Linked DNA regions of Mus musculus: all the other regions are linked to region 3. The links are chromatin contacts, found by Hi-C or POLR2A ChIA-PET in ENCODE. All regions are on one chromosome and are shown on one strand. The core of a region is the stretch at or near the end of the contact, and the rest is flanking DNA. Distances in the headings are between cores, read along the strand shown.

The links. Hi-C counts contacts between places; a loop is a spot of excess contacts on that map. ChIA-PET counts read pairs that join two places held with the same protein, here RNA polymerase II (POLR2A).
Region 1: a loop to region 3 is called in a map of gastrocnemius, with 3 times the contacts of the local background. The contact joins the promoter of Krba1 here to the promoter of Lrrc61 in region 3. A Hi-C loop is called at or near these places in 1 of 37 maps with a recorded cell type or tissue (gastrocnemius). POLR2A ChIA-PET finds 5 or more read pairs at or near these places in 1 of 5 experiments (Patski).
Region 2: a loop to region 3 is called in a map of v-Abl transformed pro-B cells, with 2.7 times the contacts of the local background. The contact joins the promoter of Gimap3 here to the promoter of Lrrc61 in region 3. A Hi-C loop is called at or near these places in 6 of 37 maps with a recorded cell type or tissue (adrenal gland, gastrocnemius, heart and 2 more). POLR2A ChIA-PET finds 5 or more read pairs at or near these places in 2 of 5 experiments (Patski and embryonic stem cell).

The regions. Positions count from the first base shown.
Region 1 is chr6:48,393,812-48,397,218 of GRCm38, forward strand. It overlaps Krba1 (KRAB-A domain containing 1), which reads left to right and starts at 1,775. Exons shown (of 18, transcript NM_001347152.1): 1 at 1,775-2,076. The coding sequence starts at 2,065. Gm16630 (predicted gene, 16630) reads right to left here and starts at 1,597. Exons shown (of 5, transcript NR_152250.1): 1 at 827-1,597.
Region 2 is chr6:48,769,420-48,772,648 of GRCm38, forward strand. It overlaps Gimap3 (GTPase, IMAP family member 3), which reads right to left and starts at 1,432. Exons shown (of 5, transcript NM_031247.3): 1 at 1,223-1,432.
Region 3 is chr6:48,553,367-48,556,816 of GRCm38, forward strand. It overlaps Lrrc61 (leucine rich repeat containing 61), which reads left to right and starts at 1,433. Exons shown (of 3, transcript NM_177736.3): 1 at 1,433-1,616.

The sequences.
Region 1 (3,407 bases), core at 525-3,024, 160 kb before region 3:
CACTGACAGAAAATGTCAAGAAGCCCTGGTGGTAAGGATGGGGTTTCCTCACACATATCTGCTGATAGCAAGAATGGCCACAAAAAACTGCCAAGACCACAACCTTGCACAAATGCCATAGCAACCTTGTAGGGAAAAAGCTCTTCTACAAGGCTGCCCACCCAGCAAGTGTCTGCCCAAAGCTGGACTAACAACACCTTTGTTATAGCCAAGGACTATCATTTCAAAACAACTCTGCAACCTTGCTCATTTTAGAATGCCAGCACTCATGATGCAGAGGCTGGTGGAGCTCTGTGAGTTCAAGGTCAAACTGGTCTTGTTACAAAGCAAGTCCACAATAGCCAGGGCTGGTTACACTGAGAAACCCTGCCTCAAAAAAAAAAAAAAAAAAAAAAAAACAACAACAACAAAAAAAACAACAAATATAAAATCTTTTCCCTTCCCTGAACACAATCATTGTTTGTCATGGTATCACATCCCAGACTACCACCCCTGTTATCTGGAGTAAAACTTTTTAATGTAAAGATTATAAGGGCTGGTGTGGAGGCAAAAAATAGTCAAAAGGGTAATGAATGGGCAGCAGTTGTTTCTGTAACTTTAACAACTGGCCATTCAGCCAGTTTGATGGTGTAAGCTCTTCTTAGTGACAGATGGCCCAAATCTCCAAATGTTGCACCAAGCCCAGACAGGAGGACACTTAAAGCAAAACAGCGTCAAGACACTTCACATGCTGTAAATTATGTCTTCCTTTTTTCTTTTTGAAAGGTTTTGAGAGGATTTTGTGGCTTAGGGATCATAGGTCCCTGGCTTGAGGCCTAGGACTTACCCTGAGATGCTACTGGAGATGGACTGAACTTTCAGTTTTCTTTTTCCATGCTGCGGTCCTGTCCTTAGAGTGTGAAGGAAGAAATTCACTCAGCTGTGCTGGGCAGTAATGTTAGTGGTCTCTGCTCGATCATGTGTTCTGGCATGCCAGCATACAAAGCCAGTATGCCAGTGGAGCCCACGTAGGCCAGAGTCACTAAAGAGCTATGCTGGGGTGGCTAGGGAGAAATCGTCCTTCCTCGGATCGCAGATAAGGGGACGCCCCTGCAGACATTTTTAGGAGTGGAGAGCCGAGAACAAGTCCTGGGTATGGTGGCTTCTGCTGTGGCTCCAAGCACCTGTTTCAAAGCTCCAAAAACTTCTCTTTGAGTTTTTCCCATACAATGAAGGGAAAGACGAGGGCTCCAGGAAGGAAAATGAGCCTCAAAGTGCAGCCTAAGGACTATGTCTGCACCACAGAGACAGCAGCACAAATGAATCCAGAGATGGGGCACACACTTAGTCCACACATCATACATATATTTAAGCCTAGCGTTTGTCAGGAACTACTGGGGCCGCCACCATCAGTGGGCAACACGAGCAAGCAAATAGTCACATAAAATGTAGTGATGCAGATCAGTGTAGCGGTGAGCCACTGTGCCCTGGCCCTCAGCCACTCAGGGTCGGGTTTACGTGACTGCAGCCAACGGGAGAAACTGGTCCCTTTTTATCCATGCATCCTAACCTGGCACCTGTACAGGGCGCACTCAGAAAGCGCCGGATGCTAAAGAGAACGGAGGAGTGGATGGTTGGTTATTTGGATGAACGGTTGTTTGCACCTGAGCATGCGCAAGCCGCAAGCTCGACAGGATGTAACTAACCAGTGCCAGGCGGGTGCCTGAACCTGAGGAGCTAGAGGTGTGAGGGACGGAGCAGTAAAGGAGAACCCCGCCACACCCCCTGAAGCCACGCCCCAGGCACGGCGCCCTCTGGGAAGTGTAGTCTGCGCTTGCGTCGTTACCGCTGTGAGGCTGGGGGCTGCGGGCGGAAGCGGGACCACCCCTCCCGGGATGCGAAGCGCCAGACCGACCCAGACGAGCCAACTCTGCGGTTCTCGGTGTAGCGAGTTCCCCGGCCCCGCTTCCTGTCGTGCAGAACTGGGCCGCTGTCCCCGAGGGTCTCGAGGGTCTCGGTGCAGCCTCCAGCCAGAGCCGCACCGGAAGCTGGGTGGGCCAGGGAGTCGCGAAGCTGAGTTCCGCCATGGCGCTCCAGGTAAGACGAGCCGTTGCGGACCGACGAACGCCGCGGTCGGGCTTCTTGGTGCAGCGCAGTCCCCAGGGCAACAGGCCCGGGAGGATCCGTCACCGCCGACTTTGAGCTCGAGTGAGCCGATCAAGGTCGGCCAGTGCCCAGAATTCCCTAACCAGAAGTCTAAGGCTCTCCCCTTCTCCCAGGACACACGGACCTGGAGCTTTTTTTCTACCTGGGGAACTCATTCCTTTGGCTTTTCATTACAAGATCGTGAGAGGGTGTGCACGACTGAAGCCTCAGCAGGTCTTGGGGGAATAACTAAATCTGACATTTATTTTTGTTAAGATACGTAATCCCCGTGAATTGGGCCGGAAAAGTGGGGAGAAAGAAAACAGATCGAAGTTAATGCTGGTAAAATATGTCAGTCCCAGAGCTGAAGAAGAGCCACATCAGTTGTTGTGGCCTAGGTACAGTTTCGGCAGGATCGTGGGCTGTGAAGATGCCAGGGCAGTTGCTGCACTGCCTTCTGGGTAGACACCCAGAGTCAGATGTGCAATTTTGGTCCACGAGCTTTGGCCAAACTTAGGCAACTGTGTTGAGGTCGTGGCTGGACATCACTAATACCCCACAAGAATCTCAGGAGAAACGATAAGCCAGGTAAATCGAACATTGTCTGGCCTGGAAGCGTCTTTTTTAGCTATGGCTAACAGGTAGCCCAAGACTCTTGCTCAGATACTCCCACTGGCCCCATCCTAGAGTCTGCTTATTTGGGTTTTCTGTTCTGTAGATGAGGGAATTGAACCACAGATCTCTCCAACCTGATGTTCAAGGAAGAGTATTCATATACTGCATAGAGAAGATGGTCAGGCACGGTCTCTGAGAGTACAAGGTCCCAGGCTAAGGAAGAGGGGCAGAGATGGTCTAAGATCTTTATGTTCATTGTGACAGGGGTGACAGAATCACAGGGGTGTGTGCACAGTCTACAGTTGGGGACAGTGAGTAGCAGCCATGGTACAGGGTCTGACCCTGGTAGCCTGAGGCATGCTGGGGCAATGGGGCTAGGCTGATACAAGACTGAGTGCTGAAACTAAAATTTCATACAGAGACTGACACAGTTTCTTAGGAAGCCATCATGGGAGTTATGAGCAAGGAGATTGATCATCTACAGTGGTCCTAGTTAATCCTGGAAGGTTTTCTTCTGATGATTGGGCAGAGGTCCAGATGGCAAGCCAGCGGTAGCTGTTCTGAAGTTAATCTCCCCATCCACTCTGTCTCTTCCCCTTCCCCACTCCCTGTCCTTCACACACACTCTCTCTTCCTTTGCTTTTTATTTATATTTTTGGAGACAGACT
Region 2 (3,229 bases), core at 182-2,681, 220 kb after region 3:
TTCTTTCCCATATCCTTCACCACAGCATCTTGAGAACAAACTGTCCTAATGGGGAAAATGTGTCATGCTGTTATGAGGGAAAACCAGTGTGCAATGGTCATGGGGTCCTTTCCGGGAATAAAAGCTTTACTGCCTGCAGCTTCATTCTGTTTGCTTTGACTGGTCTTTAAAGAATGTATTACTTTATCCAAAACAAACAGCAAATGCTTTCTGTGAACAGATGAACCTGAGTGAACGCACACCTTTAATCCCAGCACTCGGGAGGCAGAGACAGGCAGATTTCTGAGTTGAAGGCCAGCCTGGTCTACAGAGTGAGTTCCAGGACAGCCCGGGCTACACAGAGAAACCCTGTCTCGAAAAACAAAACAAAACAAAACAAATTCCCTCCTGCCCAGCACTGTGAATGTTCACCAAGAAAAAGAAAAGTGATGGGAAAGAAAGAAAATTAAACCTGCAGGGGACGGGGAGATAAGATAGCCAGTCCAGCCACTCAGTGAGTACTGGATTCAGTGAGATGATACGCCAATAGATAATTTAGCCAGTCAGAGAGTGCAGACCACAGTCAGTGATGGAAAAAGACATCTGGTGTCCCTTTGCTCTCCAACATCGAGGAACCCAAGGCTCTGGGGAAGAGCCTGGGGTTGTTCTTATCCATTGATAGAGTCCTGACCCCGACTGGATAAAGCGAATGCTAGTCAGACAGCTAGGGTTCCTTCTGGACGATGGGTAGTGTATGAACTTCAGATCACCCATGGGGCCCACGTTCCATCTTCCTGCCACAACTCTAATTTCCCAGCTCACAAAACCCGGTCTGATGCCCCGTCCCAAAGACTGGTTCCCCTCCAGCTGCTCTCTGGTTCCCAGACACTCAATACAAGCCTGGCTGACAGCTCTAGGGAAATTGCTTTAGAAGCTTGTCTGCTCCCTTTCGCCCTTGGAAAGCAAGGAGAATGTCTAAGAGTCCACCTCTCCTGAGTCCTCAGTGGTGTGTTAGCCTTGTTCTGTGAGGGAGAAAACTCACTGATGTTCCACAGACAAGACTAAAAGTCCCTGGGGAACAGGAATTTCTCTACAGTCTATGAAAAAAGATCAGTTGTCTTTCCCTTCAGGTTGACACTAATTGTTACTGGTAGATTTAAGGGTGAGCAGGATAGAAGAACACCACACACACACACACACACACACACACACACACACACACACACCACAAGATCCCTGTTACCTGGTGAGTTCCTGAGGATCTTTCCATTCAAGATCTATAGCCACTGTGGAGCTACCTTCCAGGCCTAGGCAGCCTCTCACATTGGTTTGTAGTCTTTCGTAAAAGTACAAGAGCTACAAGAGGTGAAGGCCAGCTCACAAGATCTGTCTTCCAGGGGGAGGAAGACGGTGTCTCCTGAGGGGTGGGAAAGGGTGATGTACATGAGTTTCTCTGAAAAGGGGTGCTCTGAGGGCCACTGAAGAAGGCAGCCAGTGGAAAAGGTTGATTTAAAAAAAAAAAAAAAGTTCTGCTTCCTGCTCCACCCTCATCGGCCACACCACTGAGATGTTTGTGTACAAAGTATTCTCTATGGGCCTAAGAGAATCTAGAAGTCTAAAAGCATGGGCAACCCAAGACTCTAGCTTCTGCTCCTCCTCACCAGGCAGACAGCATGCATCTCTTCTGCTCTGCTGTTTACCTCTGCCATCCGGAGGTAGCTTCTTAGATGGAATTTGAGGTGGCAGTTGAGCCTAAAGTGGCTCTCTCCAGGGCCCACTGGACAGATCAATAGCTATCATGCTTGAGCCTGGCTAAGGTACCCTGGCTTCTAGGGAGAGTATGGGAGAACAAGGCTTAGGTTTTCTCACCTGGGCAGACCTTGTCTCCACAGAAGCCATGAAGCTAGCTACCCAGTCTATAGTATGGTTTAGGCAAAGCAACAGCACTTAGTGGAATCCCAAGTCCCTGTGCCTCTGCCTGCTGCCCTGCAGGACTCAGGATCCGGAGTGAGCCAGGTCTCCTCCCTGGAGGAGTTCCACTTAGCCGTGTGTTTGAGTTCAGATCACTTTTTTATTCACTTGCTGTTCTTTTCCGCGTATGAGTGTTTTGCCTACATGTATGCAAGTGCCCTCTGCACATGCCTGGTGCTTGCAGAAGCCAGGAGAGGCTGCTGGATCCCCTGGATCTGGAACTATTAACACTTGTAAGGCTCCTTAACTACTGAGCCATCCCTCCAATCCCAAGTTTGGGTGATTTTTTTTTTTTTTTAAACAAAAGAATGTTCAAGGAGGAGAGTGGGATATGGGATCTATTTGGGTGAAATGAATATAGATGTTGTTCCTATAACCTGCATGTTCATATCCTTAGCTTTTTGTTTTGTTTTGTTTGTTGGTTTTTTTCGAGACAGGGTTTCTCTGTGTAGCCCTGGCTGTCCCGGTCTGTAGACCAGGCTGGCCTTGAACTCAGAACTATCTGCCTGCCTCTGCCTCCCAAGTGCTGGGATTAAAGGTGTGAGCCACCACTGCCTGGCTGTTGTTTTGTTTTGTTGTTTTAATTGACATGTATGCTCTTGTGGGTTCCTGAATCCACCTCAGCTCCTGCAGTGTGATTTCTTCCTCACAGAACTCAGGGATTGTTTGGAACCTTTTCTCACTGCAGCTTTCTGGTCCACGCCTCCAAAGGGAAGGTGCATCCTGCTGTGAAGGGACGGTCAGCAGGAAAGGAAGCCAGACTGCAGCCAATGAGAACAAGAGCCTGAGGCTCAAAACTGTAGGAAGGGAGTGGGAACTGGCGTCGACGTCTTGCAAACACTGCCCCCTGCTGGTTACCTGCTGGTTTGCTGTGTTCTGTTTTGCCCAGTCTGGAAATATTGAACAGTGGTTTGGGGGAGTTGTTTGTTTATTTTTGATGTGCCTGAGCTCGCACGTGCACATGCTCCTGAGTGAACACAGGAAAGCCAGAAGACTGACTGAAGGTGTCTTCTATTACTGCGATACCCTATTGCCTTGAAATAGGATCTCTCAGTGAATTCTTGATTTCTACTAGGTTGACTGCCAGGAGCTCTAGGACCTGCCACTTTGCGCCCGATGCTGAGATTACAGGCACAAGCAGTCATGCCCAGATTTTTATTTGGATGCTGGGGATTCCAACTTAGGTTCTCATGCTTGCACATAAAAAGTTCTTACTCACTGAAGGCTAACCGTCGCCTCTCAGCCTCAACAAATGCTTTCCTTTTGACTTGCTACTCTA
Region 3 (3,450 bases), core at 183-2,682:
TAAGAAATCCTATATAAGCCCTGCCCTTTGTTCAACAGCCTTGCTGTCTGCTCCTGGAAGCAGAGGCAGCCACTCCTGGATTTGTCCCCTCTCTCCCTGGACCCTCCCTATTTTGTTTTTTTTTTTGTTTTTGTTTTTTTTTAAATGAGATTTGATTCCTGATGTGATGTTTTTGTTTTTGTTTTTGTTTTTTAGCATCAGAAGAAGCAAAGAAGCAATGAAGAGAAGTGGAGCGGGGCTGAGGCTCCAGAGCTCAGCTGGGTATACCCTTCCCTGGGAGCTGCAGTGCCTCTTGCTGAGGAGGCTTCCTCTCAGAGCTATGTGGTTCCTGGGCTCCTGTGTCTCAGGACGCTCTTCTATTGGGACACTGTCCTACCTCTGAGCTGTGTGGTTCCTAGGCTACCATGTCTACCATTGGGACACTCTCTCTGCTAAGAGTTGTGCGGTTCTTGGGGTTCCACACCTTCCTAGAAGGAACATTTATAGCTTCTAATCTTAAAATAGACTCAGGCTGGTCCATCACATGGAGAAGTTCAAGGGAGATCAAATGGATACCGGGCACCATTTGACGGATTAGAAAAGCTAGGTCACCACTGGCCTGCAGCCTAGCACACTGAACGTCATCAAACACGTATTCATTAAGGACTTTGCACTGTGATACAGTGCAAAGATGTGAACAACAACAAAACTGTGCCTATACTTAGCCAGCCCAGGCTGGAAGGGTGTGGACTGAACTGGGATTGCTTTGTCTGAGTGCACAGAAAGCATCAGGAGATGGAAAACCCTCCCAATGTAGACATTTCCAAGTGGCCTGTGAAAGAAAGTGAGAGGCATTCTCCCCTGTGCCTAGTTAAGGTGACCTCTTTATCCGTTGGACAATGTCATTTACAAAGGTGGCAGTTTGCGTTGGTGACATCTCTGGGGGCAAGGCCTTTGGGAATATCACTAGGCAGTGCACATTTATCTCAGGAAACATTCTGATGTAGTTTTCTAAAAATACGGGTAAGGTTCCCACAAGGGGTCCTTCTTATCGTTATTGTGGCACCTTTTGTCTGCAGTCCTAGGCGGTGAGCATGACTGCACCGCTGTGAGGGGCAGGGTTCGGAGAGGGGTGGGCGAGCACGTACCAGGCACCGTTTATCGGGTTAGAAAATCTAGGTCACCACTGGCCTGCAGCCTAGCATACTGAATGTCACAGAACACATTCGTTAAGGAACCATAAATGCCTTTCCCAACGTCGCTCTGTCAAATGTGCTAATGACCAAACTAACAGGAACAAAATCCTCCAGCAGCACTGGCCGCGGGTTCCAGCACAAAGAGCTAGAAGCTCCTCTGGTTGTGTAATCTGCGTCACTTGCGTACCCTGCCAGCCGCAGCGCGTCCCTTAAAAACAACTTTTTCTGCGTCGCACCACTCCCCGCCCCTTCCGGCCTTTCGCAGGTTCCGGGTCGGCTGGGCCTGCGCCAGAAACCGAGTTGCGTGTTCTGTTTGTTTGGGGGATGCTGGATTCTTCTGGAACCGCCCGCGGTTAGTGGCCACGCCCTCAGCCCCAGGCACTGCTCTGAGTGCAGTTAACAGACAGAACGCTTTAACCGGTAACAATCGCGGCCGGTGAGGTGGGTGCTGCCTTGGTGGCCAGGAGACATTAGGATTGGATTTCCTATCCCACAATCACAGCCTCTTGGTATACATAACAACAAGGGTTCCGCTAGTGTGATAGATTATTTTAAAAGAGCAGCCGTAGAGAAAAAGGCGGAAAAAGTTTTGGTCTTGTTTATTCTCGGTGAGGGAGCATTTGTCACAAGATATGCAAATGGCAAAAATGCCTACAAAGGAAGAAGGATGCGGCCCCTTATTGGGGTCAGAAATGGGTGGAAATGACTTCAGTAGTCCCCAAAGGAAGCTGGGAAGTGTAGTCTCCCAGCAGGAACTTATCCGTGGCTTTTGTCACTTTGGCTATGTGAGCTCAGAAGATGGCGGAGTGTTGTTTAAAACATCCTCCACTGTTGTGCCAGGGAAAAGTTAGTGACCCCCCCCCCCCCCCCGCCAAACACACACACACACACACACACACACAGGAGCTGATCTGATGCAACTCACAGCAGGGTCTTTATTCTATTCGAGCTAGCTCAAGCCCCCCCAATGCACCACCCTCACACAGGACGGTTTTGGTGGGGGAGGAGCCCCGAATGTCTATGTGGCAAGGCTTTATAGTAAGCACCAAACATGGAATACGAATGCGAGCATCTAAATGGAAAGCTACTTTGGCCTTTAATATAACTGGCTGGTGCTGGGAGTCACATCATAAACTTAACTTCTGCTCCCCTCTGCATGGGTGGTCATTAGGCAAGGGTTGGGCTTGCAACCTGGGGTGCAGGTTTGTTGGGGGAATAACCAGGAGATACTGGTCTTGTTAGGGGTGTAACTTGGAAACTCTGCTCTTGTTGGGGATTAGCCTAGAGACGAGCTAGGCTCAGGTTTTGTTGTGGGGACAACTTGGATACTAATGCTAGATACCGGCCTGTAGTCTACCTGAGTTCAAGCTTAGGTCAGATTCTCTAAAATGGAGTCTGAATTTAAAAGCTTTGGCATCTCACACTGACTGGCTTAAATTCTCTGGTTGTGTGGGAGACTAGAGCTCCTTCTTCCCCAGGTGTAGGAATGTGAGAGGAGAGGAGGCTGGCAAGCTTGCACAGAGTGGGACTGTGGAATGCCCCTGGATGTATGTTTGTGCGGTGTAACAGGGTAGAATTAGGGAGCCAGGTCCCATCTGGGCATGCTCCTGAAAAGGACTGACAAAATAGTCAAGAGAAAGTTCTAATCTAATCAGCCAACACAGGGTACATGCTGAGGCATCTCCTAGTCCAGGTGAACAGATGCCAAAAATTACTCATCTGCAGGTTGCTGGTTTTACAGCTATGTGGCTTCTCTGGGGGACGCATAGGCTTTGGACTGTGGACAGTTATCATTTCCCACGACCTCCCTTCATTGGCTTGCACGCCTGCAGGCCATTCTGTTTCCTCGTCTGTCAGGAAAAATAAGATTCCTTGCTATTTTCACGCACCCCAAACCTTTCCCGTGTGTCTTACCTCGTATTTCACCTCTTTCCTGTGGTGTGTTTTACTCCTGTTTGCCTGGGCCCCTGTACTCCATCTGAGAAACACTTCCAAGTCTTTCCCTCCTCTACCCCTCCAGCATTCCAGTATTCTCAGCGCTCCAGTGGACCTGCCAAAGGTGTTGTACCTACGAGTTCTATAACCATTAGGACTGGATTTTCAGAAAAACAAACGACAAACTAGAAACAAGTACTGAACACAAACCTTTTTCTTGTTTTGAGTCTTGAAGCAATACAGTGTTTTCAACTTCGTTGGTGATACAGAACGGGGAGGCAGGCGTGTGGGTTCTGTACAGTGTCCCTTGATCTGTGTCTTTGGTGTCTGAGGAGGTCCT